Regions from separate parts of the Homo sapiens genome. Here region 1 is linked to region 2. A link is an interaction called in ENCODE POLR2A ChIA-PET data of the cell type or tissue named here. Cell type or tissue: MCF 10A. All regions are shown on one strand.

Region 1 (2,500 bases), 92 kb before region 2:
GAGTGTGGTTCCATGTATCTATCATCTTTTTAAAAGACACCAGTCGTTGGCTTTAGGACCCACCTAGCAATCAAGTATGACCTCATCTTAATTAATTACATCTGCAAAAAATGTACGTTTCCAATAAGGTCATTCTGAGGTTCTAGGTGGACACAAATTTTGGGGGTATTCAACCCAGCACACTGCCTTTGCCAGCTAGTAATTTGTTGAAATTCACCCTTCTGTGACTGCTATGTAACATGAAGTGGGTCTTTTAAATCTATTTCCTTAAGGCAGAGAATGAAGGAAGGGGCCTAAGAAAGGTGGCAAGTCCTGGATGGAAGGTGGATTATGACACCTGGGAAAGCAACATCTGTGATGGGTGGAGAGACTCAAACCGCAAATTTGAATACAAGTCATTCTATCCAACTGCCTGATGCCTTTGGAATCTACCCCTTGGCAAAGACCACGACAAAATATGGTAAACAGAATATAAGGCTATGATGGGATGTATTTATAGTCACAGGAAAATACAGGGCTCTGCCTTGTGGAGGAGATGAAATGGAAACCAATGTGATCTATAACTAATCATCACTCACTTTGTACATTCATAAAATTTCCCGGAAGCAGGAAACTGGAATGAGAATAGGCAAACTGGAAGCAATGCACTGAGCAGTTGTTCTGCCTCCATTCTTTTCTAGATGACAAAACTAAAGACCCCCACAGTGAAAATGCTTATCCCAATTTAGCCAGCTATTAAGTGACAGAACCCAAACTGGATCCCATATCTCCTGACTCTGTTCTTCCTATTTGATCCTGATGCCCCTCAGGAAAATAATTAGAATAAAATAAAAACATACTTCTTGCAAGTTCTGACAATTATTACCTAGAAAGAGGATTTGAGGAAATGGCATTTTTGAGGAAATGGTGAGAAATTTGCCTTTAATTCATATGTGTGTGAGGGAGAGTTCATTTAATTTCTTAGTTTAATATTAAGTTGTAGAAACAGTGTTTGATAAACCAAATCACAGGAGGAAAAATAAGAAAAAAGCTCCTTAACAGTAGGCGTGATGTTAACAATTTGTCAGCAGGAGGCGCTAGAGAGACATTGCAGGAGGAAGGGCTTCCCTTCTGGGTCTGGTGCGCACAGCTTCTCTAGCATCCAGTAACAGCTCCTCCCTGTTTGCTCTTGCATCCTTTGGGGCAGTTTTGTAGCCGAGTGCCTCCAGTGAGAAGCCTCCCAGTGAATGGCTGTCTCTTGCATTCTAGAGGGAAGACTTCTGGTAAGTTCTGAAGGGCAGATTTCAGGAAAGTTTCACTACCATGGCAAAACAGTGACTTTTCTGCTATCCAGTGAGCCAAGGCTATGTACCACAGAGGAGGTGCCTAACAATCACGTGGACAAAATGACACTCTCGGTGAATATAAGTCAGTCTCTTTCCCTAGTGCTTGCTCAACGGACTGTAAACAAAGTAGCCACAGTGGCAAGGATGGAGACTATGTATGGGCTCAAAAACAGGGACCGTCTCCACTCACCAAAACTGACCTAGCGAACACCACCATGTGTACCTACTTTGTCAACAGCAGAGGCCAGTACTAAGCCCTTCAAATGGTCCTCCACCGTTTGAAGAGGGCAACACTAAGCCCTTCAAATAGTCCATGGGAACCAGCCAGCCACCTGGTGGCAGGTTGATTACATTGGACCATTTTATTCATAGAGGAAACAGATTAATCCTCACTGGAATAGACATATATTCTGAATATGGATTCACCTTCCCTGCCTGTTATTCTTCAGCTAGCCCTACTATGTATGTACTTACGAAATGCCTTAGTCATCTTCTTGGTATTCTGCACAGCATTGTTTCTCATCAAGGATCTCATTTCACAGCAAATGAAGGATAGCAATGAGTTCATGTCTATGGAAGGAATCAATTGGTCTTACCACCCACATACTCCAACATCCAGAAGCAGCTGGCCTAACTGAAAGTTGGAATCACTTACTGAAGACTCAATTATGGTGTCAGTTGGGAGACAGCACCCCAAAACAACAGCATTCTGTCTTACAGGGTATCATACATGCTTGGAATCTGAGATCATTATATGATGCTGTTTCTTCATAGCCAGATTACATGGATCTGGGCATCAAGGGGTAAAAGTGAGCATGACTCCTCTCACTTTTATACCCAATAATCCATTTGCAGAATTTTTCTTCCTCTTTCAGAAACTTAGAACTATGCTGGTTTGGAAGTCATAGTCCCCAAGGGAGGGATTCTTCTACCAGCAGACACAGTGTTTCAATTGAATGGGACCATTCAGGAGGGTGAAACTGCTTCCTAGACATATTAGACTTCTTATGCCATTGGACCAACTGGAAAATAAAAAAGTTATATAGGGGAGGTGCTTGATCATGGTTACCAAGAGGAACTTGGGTTGCTACTACACTATAGGGGCAAGGACTATGTCTGAAACTCAGGGAATTATCTAGGGATGCCTCTTATACTTCTGTGGCCACTAGTAAAGG
Region 2 (2,500 bases):
ATAATAATAACAAAGGAGGCAATTCTCCTCCGTACATAATTAATTTGGTCAATTTGTTAGATAAGTTGGAGTCATATTTTCATTAAAATGTAAAGTACTTAAATTATTTTTCCAAATTTATGAGATGAAAAAGGATTAAGACCCTGACATGCAAGAGCTAATTAAAAGAATCTCTAAGTTCATCCATTTGTTTAAGAAAACAAAACAAAACAAAACAAAACAAAACAAAAAAAGATGAATCTTAGGTTCCACCTTCTGCAAATAAGGAAATGGGGGTGTTCTGAGGTTCCTGAGCTTTAGCAACTTGCCCACTTCCCACTATTTCAGCTCTGCTGGCAGTTTCTGAATTGTGTTCCCCAGAAGCACTTGAGCAGTCACTGTGGTGGGGAGTGGGGAGGAAGATAGGCGGCCAGATCCACATGGGACCACAGCAGAAAGGTGGGCTCCAGGCTGTTATATATTGGATTCTGTAAAAGATTTCATTTGGAAAAGGGGTTCTGATGCTTAAAAATAAGTTTGAATGTCACAACCTTTGCCAAAGCACCTGTTTAGAGAAGTTTAAACATGGTTTTGTAAATACAATCATCATCTAAAATGCAGGTTTTTAAAACTTCAGCAGTAAAAAAAGAAATACATAGTTGTTTCTTTCATGTTATCTCATATAGTTAACTAGCAGAGGTAAAGAAGAGAAGCTGGAGTCTCCTGCTTTCTGGTTCAATCCTCCCTGCAGGCTGCCCCCACAGATGCCTGTTTGCAGCAATGAACACACTGCACAAACCTATCACCTATCACTGTAGACAGGCTCCAGGCAGGACCAGCCATGATCAATATTCAACACTTGTCTAATTAGACATTACTGTGAAATCTTTTCCATTTAATGTTATAAGAGATATAATCATACTCACAAGCAGACCTGAAACATCAGAATACTTCTTAGCTGGCTTAAAGGATGGAGGAGCATCAATACTGAAGTCTGGGAAAAAAAAAAAAAAAAGATAACTAAACTGAACTGAAAACATTCAAATCCCTTCTCTTTTTTTTTCTAAAATAGTATTTGATAATATTCCTGAAAATTTCCTTTGTGATTAAGTAGTCACAGAAGTCTCTGGAGATTAACTAGAGAAGTAGGGGAGGATTCTCAGAAACAAGACAGTATGTCACAGGCCAAGTGCAGGCTCCAGATCTAGCCCTGCCCTGTCACCAGGGACCCTCTATTCCCACAGAACCACCGGAAAGCTCATCTGCCCACCAGCTATTTTCACGATCTCACACTACATGGGCTGATGGTGATGAAATGCCAAATGAGCCAATAACTGGATCTGAGCACCCTGACACCCTCATGTCCACACCCAGACGAATGAATGACTAGCTCACTTGTCACCCATGTGAGTCACCCCCATGAAAGAAGTACAGTGGAGTAGGAGATGGTGAGAACTTTGAACTTGTACTTTCCAGTGAAGCTGAACAGAACATATAACAGTGTTTTACATAAATCTGGACACACTGCAGCATGAAGTATTTACTAAACACTGGCTCACAAAGTATAAAAGAGCTGGCCTTTAAGCTGGTTGTCAGGAACCCTCCTAAATCTGGTATTATACTTGGGCTACCTTGTTTTTGGAAACACATTTTAAGAGTAGACTTTTGAATAAGAAGTTTGTCTAGTAGAAACACCAATATTATCATATTGGGACCTATGACCCTAAAAACCACACATCCATGACAACACAAACAAATAGGCTCAATACAGATACAGTTATGAGAAAATACACACATAATCTGCCCAGACTGATGCCACTATAAAATTCTCAAGCTAAAAATTATTTCCTACAATGATGCAAACACAATACAATAATGTAGGTTGTTATAAGACAGTTCCTACTCTGAACATTACAAACACATGGAAGGCTCTAGACAGCTCACAGTTAGGATCGTTCAGTTGCCACGGCAATGCCCTTTCAGAAGCGAGGATTTGTTTCAGGTTCTTCCAGGTTCTGTTCTTCTTGCCAGCTACTGCGCCACCGTGGCCAGAGTGCTTGAATTGAAGGCATGGATTAGAAGAAACAAAAACCAATGGAGACTACCATTTCGACATCTGACATTTATGCCTAATCATAACTGTAATATACCTCTCATCTGTCAACAATCATTAAGACCCCTGAGACTTTTTTTAAAAGGTATTTCACTGTACACATTAACATGTTAATCTTAGTTTAAAAAAGAAGTTTTCAGATTGTCAAAACCCTTGAGTTAGTTTGTGCTGGAGTAGAAATAAAAGGCTACTTCTTTATATGCACGTAAAAAAAAAAGCCTTTATTGGGTCTAACTTTGTAGAATTCATTCATGAATTTCTTCATACTTTAAGATAAATTTACTACAAAGTCAGATTTAAATCCAGGACTGCATCTCTCAACTCCCTTCTCGGGGCAAGTCTCTGCCATGTAAACTGGGGATCCTGGAAAAGTTGAGAAAGCCCCAGTTGCAGTATGGGTACTCTTCT

Evidence for each region. Peaks named below come from ENCODE experiments on the same cell type or tissue, not always from the same donor. Only the 100,000 strongest peaks of a DNase experiment are listed, where the experiment ranks them.
Region 1: POLR2A ChIA-PET joins it to region 2 with 6 read pairs; 2 of 35 experiments call an interaction of 5 or more read pairs at or near these places.

Annotation. Positions count from the first base shown.
Region 1 is chr18:35,385,628-35,388,127 of GRCh38, forward strand. No RefSeq gene overlaps it. Among named protein-coding and RNA genes, the nearest start is that of ZNF396, 9.5 kb to the left of the region's middle. In MCF 10A, a CTCF peak has its summit at 1,101 (motif pointing right); a DNase peak (open chromatin) is centred at 1,094.
Region 2 is chr18:35,477,377-35,479,876 of GRCh38, forward strand. It overlaps INO80C (INO80 complex subunit C), which reads right to left. Exons shown (of 5, transcript NM_194281.4): 3 at 1,924-2,035; 4 at 906-973. Among named protein-coding and RNA genes, the nearest start is that of ZNF24TR, 11 kb to the left of the region's middle. RefSeq lists an enhancer at 863-2,062. In MCF 10A, no CTCF peak of the experiment used is centred here; DNase peaks (open chromatin) are centred at 1,345 and 1,985.